Linked DNA regions of Homo sapiens: region 2 is linked to region 1. Evidence: chromatin loops called from intact Hi-C (ENCODE). Cell type or tissue: HCT116. All regions are shown on one strand. Links, peaks and the distances in the headings refer to the core of each region. The heading gives the core; the rest is flanking DNA.

What was found. A loop is a pair of places that touch in the nucleus more often than their neighbours do. Peaks named below come from ENCODE experiments on the same cell type or tissue, not always from the same donor. Only the 100,000 strongest peaks of a DNase experiment are listed, where the experiment ranks them.
Region 2: a loop joins it to region 1, with 3 times the contacts of the local background. A loop is called at or near these places in 2 of 110 quality-filtered maps.

Annotation. Positions count from the first base shown.
Region 1 is chr12:26,906,066-26,908,565 of GRCh38, forward strand. INTS13 (integrator complex subunit 13) reads right to left here. Exons shown (of 17, transcript NM_018164.3): 16 at 237-372. Among named protein-coding and RNA genes, the nearest start is that of INTS13, 31 kb to the right of the region's middle. In HCT116, for the core only: no CTCF peak of the experiment used is centred there; no DNase peak of the experiment used is centred there.
Region 2 is chr12:26,961,423-26,970,415 of GRCh38, forward strand. It overlaps FGFR1OP2 (FGFR1 oncogene partner 2), which reads left to right. Exons shown (of 7, transcript NM_015633.3): 6 at 1,920-2,033; 7 at 3,174-5,226. The coding sequence ends at 3,311. Among named protein-coding and RNA genes, the nearest start is that of FGFR1OP2, 27 kb to the left of the region's middle. In HCT116, for the core only: no CTCF peak of the experiment used is centred there; a DNase peak (open chromatin) is centred at 5,318.

The sequences.
Region 1 (2,500 bases), core at 1-2,500:
TATTAAGCATTAAAAAGAAATGCTCTAAGGAGTAAATACTTTCAGGGTTACAATCAATATAACTAAGCCTTTTAGAAGCAAGAATCAAAGAGGTTAATTTTTTCTGCTTATGGGGAACATGTATTAGTTCATAATATTAGTAATAAAAAACTGCTGATTATTACAAATAAGCAATGATTGTTAAGGTACTATACAGGCAATTGACAAAACCAATTTTGACAATAAGTAACACAAACCCATTTTCCTCTTTAAGATGTTGATATAGTTCAGCTCTGTTATTAACAGAGTTCAAACGTCCAGCAAATTCCTGATGTTTTCTGGAATTGGCAGTATTGATTCTATTACTCCACAAGGATAATAACGACACTGGCCCTAGTGTTATATTTAAAAGGAGAGAGAAAAAAAAGATAGAATAATTTATTATTTCCAAATTTCCAAATTTCCAAACTTACCTTTAATTCTGTTGTTCATTTTACACAATTAAGGCAGTTAATTCTGTAGTTCATTTTACACGATTAAGGCAATCATTTTCCTCTTACTCTAAAATTTATGTGTTTCAGGGTCCCCAAGAGCAACCACTAGTTCAGTGACTGATGGAAGGACTCAAATGACTAAATGTAAAGTTACACTCCTGGTTAAGAATGATTACAGCATTACAGTAAGGAGACACAGCCAGATCGGTAAGCAGAAGGAACACATGAGGTGGAGACTGGCAGAATCCATTTGCAGGCTTCCCATGCTCACTCTCTCCAATGAGGTTTATGCAGAGTGCATACTACCTCCATAGGCAAACATGCAGCCACATGTGCACAATATTTCTGCCAGTAAAGCCTGTTTGAGTAGAGTCCAGGGTTTTTACTGGGGGCTGATCAGGTAGGTATTCTCTGCCTAACCACAATGACCAAAGTTCCAGACTTTCAGAAGGGAAGCAGGTGTTCAGTTCATTATCTAGGCAATATCTCAAAAGCCAAGTTCCCAGATGCCAGCCAACAGCCAAACCTGCAAGCAGGCTTTTCTAATTATAATAGTCTCAGGCCTGCTATGTTAACTCTTTCCTGCACAATATGATAAGGCAAAAGAATTACAATAGCCAAAACAATTTTGAAAAAGAAGACAAAAGTTAGAAGATTCTTACTTCCTCATTACAAGACTTAATTTGAAGTGACTGTGACAGTACTGGATTGGTGAAAGGACGGCCACATAAACCAACAGAATATAAAAGAGAATCCAGAAGCAGATCCCACATACATAGTCAACTAATTTCTGATAAATGTACAATATTTCAATGAAGAAAGGATAGTCTTTTCAATAAATGCTGCTGGAACATTAGGACATCGTAGGCAAAAGGATTAATATTGACCCATACTTTGTACCTTATAGAAAATAACTCAAAAATTGATCATGACCTAAATGTAAATCTAAAATTACAGAACTCCTAAAAGAAAATCAGCCTTTGTGACCCTGGGTTAGATTTCTAACATGTAACACCTAAAGCATAATCATAAAAGCAAAAATGGATGTACTTGACTTCATCAAAATAAAAAGCTTCTGTTGTGCAAAAGTCATTTATAAGAGAAGAACAACCCACAGACTGGGTGAAAATACTTGCAAATCACCTGTCCAACACAGAACTTGTATCCAGATAAATAAACAACTCTCAAAATCCACTAATAAGAAACAATCCAATTTTATAATGTACAAAATATTTTAATGGACCTTTCACCCAAGAAGACAGACAACAAATAAGCAAAGGAAAAGAGTTTTACCATCATTAATCATGAGAGAAATGTAAATTAAAACACCAATGAAATACCACTACATACCTTATAGGATGAAAAACAAAAACAAAACAAACAGTAACCCTGACAACAGCAACTGGACAAGGATGCAGAACACCCAGAACTCTCACATACTGGTGGTGGGAATGCAAAATGGTGCCACCACTTTGGAAAAATAAGCTGGCAGTTTCTTATAAAATTAGTCATTATAATACTATGTGAAAAAAGCCAATCTCAAAAGGTGGCATGACATTTTCTTTCATTTATAAGACATTCCGAAAAATTACAGGGAGCACAATTATAGGAAGAGAAAACATATCAGTAGTTACCAGGGATTGAGGAGGAGAGTGAAGGATGACTACAGGGATTGAGGAGGAGAGTGAAAGATGACTACAAAGGGTCAATATGAGGAAATCTTTTGGGGTGACAGACTGTTGTGTACCCTGATTGTGATGGCGGTATGCATTGTCTAAACTCACAGAACTGTACATCAAAAAGAGCTAATATTGTCATATATATTTTAAAATTCTTAGTTTTCTTATTATAAAACTAATGCATGTTCATGAGAACAAATTTAGAAAACAATAAAACACATAAAGGAGGAAATAAAATCATCCTAATGCCACTGCTCTAACAACTAAAAATTTTAGTCTTTTTTTCAGTGCCAATCTATATCAACAAATGGTTATTTTGGTTTTTTTTTTTTGTTACTGCATCATACA
Region 2 (8,993 bases), core at 3,992-6,491, 59 kb after region 1:
GTTTTTTTCCTTCTATTTTAAAGGCAAAGAAATGCTTGCTTCAGCTAGGCATGGTGGCTCATGCCTGTAATTGGGAGGCTGAGGTGGGTGGATCACCTGACGTCAGGAATTGGAGACCAGCCTGGCCAACATGGTGAAACCCCATCTCTACTAAAAATACAAAAAGTTAGCCAGGCGTGATAGCGGGTGCCTGTAATCCCAGCTGCTCGGGAGGCTAAAGCAAGAGAATTGTTTGAACCTGGGAGTGGGAGGTTGCAGTGAGCCGAGGTCGTGCCATTGCACTCCAGCCTGGCCAACAAGAGCGAGACTCTGTCTAAAAAAAAAGAAATGCTTGCTTTCTGTGTAGTTTTTTAACTTAGGTCAGTGCCATAGGACTGACCAAATCATAAATTGAGGATGCTGTTGGTATTCAAAGTTTTTACTCATTACCCTTACTCAGTTTGCAGCTGCAATGATCTGTACTTAACCTGCTTTTACATATTATGCTTCCTTGACAATGGGAGGAATTTTAATGGTTAACTTGCAGAATATGACAGATACTTGTCTTAATATCATTCTTCCTACCATAATCTAATTCAAAACTATCCAGTAGAACTTTCTGAAATGATTGGAATGTTTTTTATCTGTGCTGTCCAGTGTGGAAGCCAGTAGCCACATGTGGCTGTTGAGCACTTGCAGTGTCACTAATGCGTTTGAGGGACTGAATTGTTAATTTTTAAAAATGTATTGATTTTAATTAAGTTTAACATTGTTTTGGACAGCACAGATTAGCCTTTTAGAGTACCTTCTTGCTGAGTACTAGCAGTGTATAGGTTTCCCCATGAAAAGGACCTACATTTTTGTTGGTTAAGAGGTTATTAAATGTGCTTTGCCAAAGATACTACCTTGTCATTTCTTCCAGCTTATTAGTTCCGTGGGTTTCTTGGAGTACTGTTAAATCCTTTTTACAAATATATATATACACAACTACTGAAGAGACTGTTTATTTGGGGAGTTATTCACTTTTATATTTAAGTCTTAGGCTTAATATGATAAAATACCTCTCAGTTGCTGTGAATAATGGTCTATAGAAGCTGTTCATTGAGAAAATGATTATTCTCGAGTTTCTGTTGATTTTAAACCTTTTTTGTCTGTCTCTTTCACTAGACTGTAAGCTTCTTCAGATCAGGGGACATGTCTTGACAGTCTTTGTATTCCTGTTGTTTAGCATAGTACTGGCACATCATAGGTGTGCAAGATAAGAAAATGAGATTGGAAGAATTTATGCTACTTGCTGCGCCTAACAAATGTGGATGTCTGTATTATACTGATACTATATTTTCAATAGTTAGCAAAGAAGGCCATTTAATATTTTAATACTGAAAAGCAGAATTGTGCTCATTTTATTCAATACTTACCATATACCATACACTAGATAGTAGGTGGATGTAAAGATGCAGTTCCTGCTCTCAAAGAGGATTATGACCTAGAAAAGGTTACAGATTGGATTGAGATAACTTTATAGGCCTGAACAATACAGAAAAGATTTCTAAATCATTGAAGACTTCAGGGAGGAAAAGAGATTGAATGCGTCGGCAATTTTTATCATTCCCGTTACTTTGAACAATAGTGTATGTAAGTGCAAAAAAAAAGAAAAAGTTGCTGATCATTGTGGTGAGAGGAATGTAAAATATGAGTATTTTTCTTGCTGCTAGGTTTAGTTATATTGTGCTGCTTATTCTTAATTCTAGTCCTAACAAATTTGATTTCAAAAGCACATCTGTGGTCAACCAACTTCATTGTTAATATTTGTTTTATTCATATTAAGTGACAATGTAAGAATATTCATGTTAAGTGGTACTGCAGATTTTATAAAAAGGAGAGGATCCAAAAATAAAAAAGTATTTTGCTGATTTCCAACTCCCATCCCTCTTTTTCAGGAACTGCAAGCACATGTTGACCAGATAACTGAAATGGCAGCAGTAATGAGGAAAGCCATTGAAATTGACGAGCAACAGGGTTGCAAGGAACAAGAACGAATATTTCAACTTGAAGTAAGTTTTACATTGCAAATGTAGATGAAAACTGTCCATATAAAGATTTATGCCAGAAAATATATCCCATTTTTAAATATATATTTACTCTTCTTGGGTACTGGTAATGTTCTCCTGGATGCTGTCTATGTGGGCATATTATGCAAGACCATTTATGTGGTGATGCAAGAATCTAGGATTATTAGTAACTTACAATATACCAGTAATGTAGAAAATTGATGTTTCATTCTATATTGCTTATCTTATGAAGTGAATGTACTTCTTCAATTGAGTCATTTTTAAAATTTTGTTTATTCTATTAGAGATCATAGTGATACAGGGAAATTTTTTTTAATCCACAAATATTTAGGGGCACTCTTATTTTTCTGGGGATTCTAAAAACCTTTGTCATCTGTCCTTTATTTTATGACAGTGAAAGTACCAGTCTCTGAATAACTGAAATCAGTACAATAGACTTTTATGCCTTAAGAGCTTCATTTTGAAATCACGGCGGGGAACCTGCTTTAGACTACTAAAATTTAGAAAGTGAGACTGAAGATAAAGTGATAGAGAACAAATTATGAAAGGTTATTGTTAAATGTCTACAAATTTTTTTACAGTAACTAACCAAAAGGAGGCCAGAAAGCAAAGTTATTTACCAGTGCCAGATTTGGTCACTTACTTTCCTTCTTGAAAAATATCATCAGCTACCCCTACCCTGCTGCTCTCAAATGCCAATGAGCTAAACTTGTCCTACATTCCATGCTATCATGGAAAGTAATAAAAATACTAAAAATTACTAGGAGATTCTAGCCTATTCACTGGCTTTACGAGTTTATATAAAAATAAATCTAGATGTTATTTTCTTCATCTCTAATGTGATTGTAAAATAAGGCAATTTCTGAGCTTCTGTTTACAATTATAGCTGCTTAAGTAAGAAGGCTTTGCAGTGGTGGAAGATGTTGAACACGATTCCTAGCTGCATAAGTGTTCTTTAGATTCAAGTTGCCAACTGCATATATCATTGAGTAGATTAATGCCAATTACAGACCTTGCTTGTTTGTTATACCTTCATATGTTCAGTTTTTCCTAACATATGTTTGTGATGTTGTAGCTACCTTGTAGATAGTGACTGCATCTTTGTTTTTGCTTGCCTTTTAGCAAGAAAACAAAGGCTTGAGAGAGATCCTTCAAATAACTCGAGAATCATTTTTGAACCTAAGGAAAGATGATGCGTCGGAAAGTACTTCTTTGTCAGCATTAGTGACCAACAGTGATTTGAGTCTGAGGAAGAGCTGAAGAGTTTCTGAGTCTGTGAGCTTCTTACATGGCTCCAAATGGTCAAATAAGTGAATGAATGAATGGACAGAAAATTCAATCCTTTATTTTTTTCTCTGTAAATATGTACAGTGCACGGGCTATGAGATAGCAACAAAAAATGCATAGTTAATGGTCATAGACTTTATTCCAAAACATAATTGGAAAATAGAAACTGAGCCATTGCCAAATGGTAAAGAAATGAAAAGTTTTCACAGTGACTACTGAATATACCAAGAGCTTTTGGCAGTACTGCTGGCTTTCTGGGTGATTAATTAGGTAAACTTGAATATTCCCAGTAAATGTTTGAGAATGCATAAAATTATACCAATTTAAAAATATAAATTTTTGCCACTGTTTTGTGAACGGAGGATTTGTACGCTAAATTTCATCCTTATTTGGCGTCAAAGTTGATGCAAAGTTTATGTACCATGAGACTTCTAGTGATTGCCTACTTTCACATTTATTTAAATTTTTGTGAAAGAAAATACAGTTTTAAAGGCTATAGGAATGTGTTATATGTACCTTAAACAGATAATTTAATTTTAGCAATTTATCATAACTGATACTTAGCTAACAATTGTCCATAACTTGTTTAAGTGTAAGAAATACCATTTCAGGAATGAAAAAGAAGGAATACTACTTTCTAAGAAAGAAGATCTTATAATAGACATATTTAGTAGGTTAAACTACTCCTTTGAAAGAATAAGTTTTGGTTCAAAGTCAATAATGAAGACGAGATTTGTTTTTCTCTTCTCTGGCTGATTTTTAAGGATATTATGTAGTTCATTTAGTTAACAGAATTGAAATGTTTGATATGGCAAGATAGGTATGGTAATTTCAAAGTGAATTGGGAATTCCTCTGGCTCATAGAACCCTTTTTTTTTTCCTTTAAGTATTCTTGAGATACAAAAAAAAAAAGTAAATACAATTTCAAAAAAAAAGTTCCGGATCTGTTTTTAAGCTCCATCTGGTCCTCATAACCTGCAAGATTTTTCTTAAAACCTTTCAGCTGAAAGTGGGGGTAAAGGTGGAGTAATCTGTGGATTTGTTTCTGTTGTCTTTTAAAATGTCAAATATATAATATGTAATTTTTTTAAAAACCACCAGATACAGAAATGTGCTTTAACATCAGTTGAAACCTAAATTTTCTTATGTTGTGGTGATTGTATTAAAAAGGGATAAAAGAAGAGTGTCAAACATGGTTAAATATATTGTACTCATTTATGTTGAATACGTATTAAAATTAAGACAAATGGAAAATTATACTTTGAGTATATAATTTGTTAAATATTACTTTATATGGTAATTTTATGTATAATTTCATATATTGGTAAAATTCAAAACTACACTTGAGAATTTTTTTATCTTAAGTTTGGGGTGAATGGGGTGGATGAGACTGATTGAATAGAAAAGGGCTAATGGCCCAAACATTATATAGATTTCTTTTTTTCAGTCAGAGGCCTTATTTGATATTTTATAAATAAATGACAGTTTTTATTTTTAAACTTTTTATTGTTTTTGGGAAAGTATTCCTTAATTTAATGACACATTCATTCAGATACTTCTTATCCCTGCTAATAAAGGAAATCTATTTCAAGCTACACCATTGAGATTAAGTCTGAGGCAGTTCATTGAGGCAGCTCTACTATAAAAGCTTACTTGATAAATAATTATTTTTGTAAACAAGTTGGGTTAACTTATTCTTCGTCTTTTTGCTTGGATATGAATTTAAGGTCTTCATGTTTAAAGACATTTACTTTGTTATTTAGTGACACATTTCCATCCTATTTTTTTTTTTTTTTTGGTTGTTGTTAAACAGAACCTTAAGTTTATGTTTGAGGTATGTACTGCATAGGAACCTATTTTATTATTAAAGATGAATGATTAAAATTGGTATGGTCTCCAATTTAATTTGAAAAGTGCTTACCCTTATTCTTATATATGGTTTAATTTTAAGGTTTTTTGTCTCTTCTTAGTGCAAAACTACTTAGCAGTGACCTCTATCTGTATTCCTTAGGAATTAGCAGCTTCTTAGTGTGGATCCTGCAGAACTTCTTACCATTTGTAGTAGGTTGAATCATGTCCCCTAGAAGGTAAGTCTAAGTCCTAACTTGATACACCTGGGAAGGTGACCATATTTGGAAATAGTCTTTACAGATGTGATTAGGGGATCTCAGGATATAATTACCCTGGATTTTGGGTGGGCTCCAAACCCAGTGACTAGTGTCGTTACAATAAGAGAGGAGGAGATATGAAACACAGATATAGCAGCATGAGGACAGAGGCAATGAGTTACGCAAGGACTGCTAGCCACCACCAGAAGCTGCAAGAGAGGCATGGAATGGGTTCTTCACGGGCTCCAGAAAGGACCAAGCCTGCTTGATTTCAGACTTCTGGCCTCCAGAACTGTGAGGAAATAAATTTCTGTTGTTTTCATTCACCCAGCCTGTGGTAATTTGTTAGAGTAACCCTAGGAAACTAAGACATCTATTGTTTTTCATCTATCAACTATATTTTTATTTTATATAAGAAAGTTCTTAAAAACCAATTTATAACCTCACAATTTCTGCTCTAATTTTATATTCTTTAATATCAAGGTGACTTCTAAAATTTTATAGAAATAAATTGCTTCCCTGTAATCCCAGCACTTTGGGAGGCCGAAACAGGTGGATCAGTTGAGGTCAGGAGTTCAAGACCAGCCTAGCCAACATGGTAAACCCTGTCTCTACTAAAAATACAAAAAGTTAGCCAGGGATGGTGGTGGGTGCCTGTAATCTCAGCTACTTGGGAGGCCGAGGCAGGAGAATCGCTTGAACCTGGGAAGCAGAGGTTGCAGTGAGCCGAGATCTCACCATTGCACTCCAGCCTGGGCAATAATAGTGAAACTCCATCTCAAAAAAAAAAAAAAAATTGCTTCAATGAAAAATGGACAATCGTAGATCCATAATTTTGGTGGTCACTACCTTTTTTCATTGTCAGAGTGAAATAGGAGAACATTTTTTAGTAAAATACTGATGAAGATGATAATTTCTAATTGGAATTTGAGGAGACACTTTTTCCTTTAACCTCTCTGGCTGCTCCTCAGTCTCCTTTGTTTCTTCTCGCTGACCTCTTAACATTAGAGAGCCACTGGGCTTAGTCCTTATACCTATTCTGTGCAGTGTCTCTACTCACTGGTGATCTCACCCAGTCTCATGACTAAATACCACCTCTATGCTTGATGGCTCCTAAATTCACAGTTCCAGCATAGACCTCTCACCCCGGATTCATGCAGCTGTGACTGTCAAAGAGAAATTTTATGCTTAAGATGTCCAAAGCCAAACTCCAAACCTCCCAGAACGCCTCCATACTCTTTCCCATCCTGCTTGATGACAACTCCATCCTTGCAGTTGCTAAGGCCAAAAACCTTGGTGGCAACTTTGACTCCACTTTCTCATATCGTGCATCCTATTCATCAGCAAATCCTGTTGTTGGCTCTTCCTTCCAAATAAATCAGAATCCTACCATTTCTCTCCTCCACTGCTACCCCTGGTCAAAGCTACATTATGGTAGTGTTAAAGTATACAAATTGGATTCAACCTAAATATCCTACAGTAGGGGAATAGTTAAATGTCAATATTCACTCAATACAGTTGATTACAGTCTATGGCTTGAAGATGCTAGCAACAAGAAGAAAAAAGTACCTAAATATGCATTAAAAAGCTTAACATAAATTACCCATATAATTACAAATATGTAAAAATCAGATGCATACGGGGAAATGTCCTGAAGCAAACAGCATCAGTATTCTTCCAGCTAATTGTACTGTTTGCATTAGCCAGTCAGTTTCTGATGCCTGTAAATCAAGCATTTTTGTAGCTACCATTATGGAGTTGTAATTTATTCATCAGTTCCCCCAACTGATGGATAGTTTGCAAAGTTTAATACAAAATAATGCAGTAAACATCCATATACATAACTTTATTTATTGTAATTTCTAGCGTGCAAATTCCCAGAAGTTTGTTAGGTCATGTTTTGTTATTTTTTAAATGAAAAAATAAATGTACACTGTTAAAAATCTTAGCATACTAAAAAATTTACAATTCAGAGTAAACCTCTTCCTACAACCTCTGTCTTTCCAGAGGTCATTATAAGTTTCTTGTGAATCAGAAAACCTGTTAACCAAAAAAAGTGACTGAGGCAAGTGTCTTAAATCAGTAGAGGTTTATTGGGCCAAAGTTTAAAGACATGCCAGAGAAAAAACGCAAGCCACATGAGCATCTGTGACCTGAGCTTTCTAAAGAGGGTTTTGGAAACTCATTATTTAGGGGAGAGAGTGAGGAGGGAAAAGGGAGAGGGGTTAGGCAGTGAGGCAAATGATTACATTCTTGTGAGGCTCTGATTAACGCTCAGTAAATCTATGTTTCATATAAGATAAACTGAAAAAAGGGAGTAAAGACTCAGTTATTCATCTGTTTCAGGGTAGGCAGAAGAGTGGTTGATTTTGTCTCATCCTTATTCTGTACCTGGGAAGATAAGCTTGTTATCAGCATTGTCAGTGTGAGATTTAACAAAACTTGGTTTTAAGAGTTAAACTTAGGTTGCAGACCCAAGGTTACAATTGGCATGTGTTGGTTTTACAGCTCTCTACAATGAGAAGGGGAGGCCTTGAGGCTTCTGTTAATAATACTCCCCTTCCTACACATGACATACTTGGTTTTGGCTACTCCTACTCAACCTCCAAGTTTCAGCTGGAATGTCACTTCCTCAAGGACTCCTTCCTTGGCATCCCACTTTCTAGCCCTATCCCATTATACATTTTCATTGCATATTACACATCTTGTGTAACTATTTTAGTATCTGTCTCACACTCCAGTCCCAGACAGCAAAGACCATGCCTGTGTTTTCCATCTTCCTAGTGCTCAAGGCAATGCCTGGCCAGGAACTCAACAAATATTTAATGAGTGAATGTGAGATCTAAGTCAAAGCCTCACTATCATATATATATAATTTTTATTTTTTTGAGACAGTGTCTTGCTTTGTCGCCTAGGCTGGAGTGCAATAGTGCGATCTCAGTTCACTGCAGCCTCCGCCCCCCGGGTTCAAGTGATTCTTCCTCCTCAGCCTCCCAAGTAGCTGACAGGTATGTGCCATCATGCCCGGCTCGTTATTTTTATTTTTTAGTAGAGACGGGGTTTCACCATGTTGGCCAGGCTGGTCTTGAACTCCTGACTTCAAGTGATCTGCCCACCTTGGCCTCTCAAAGTGCTGGGATTACAGGCGTGAGCCACCACGCCACTCCTGTATAACAATTTTTTAAAAAATCTTAAGCTTGATCCAGACCTGCCAACCTCTCCAGTGTAATGATTACATGGTAGTCCCTGGGTAAGTCCAGAGTTCCCACTAACTTAAGCCCCTCTTTGTGTCAATTTCATAAAGAGTGGTCCTTGCAAATACAATGGCCAAATTGCCAAGAGGCATTTCAATCAACAGTCAGGGTAATGTGTATTCTTTTGACATAACAGAATACCACTGACTGAATGGCTTAAACAACAGAAATAATTTCTCACAGTTCTGGAGGCTGAAGTCCATGATCAAGGTGCAGCAGGGATGGTTTCCTCTGCTTGCAGATGCTCCCCTCTTACTGCTCTTCACACGGTCTTTCCCCTGTGAGCACATGCA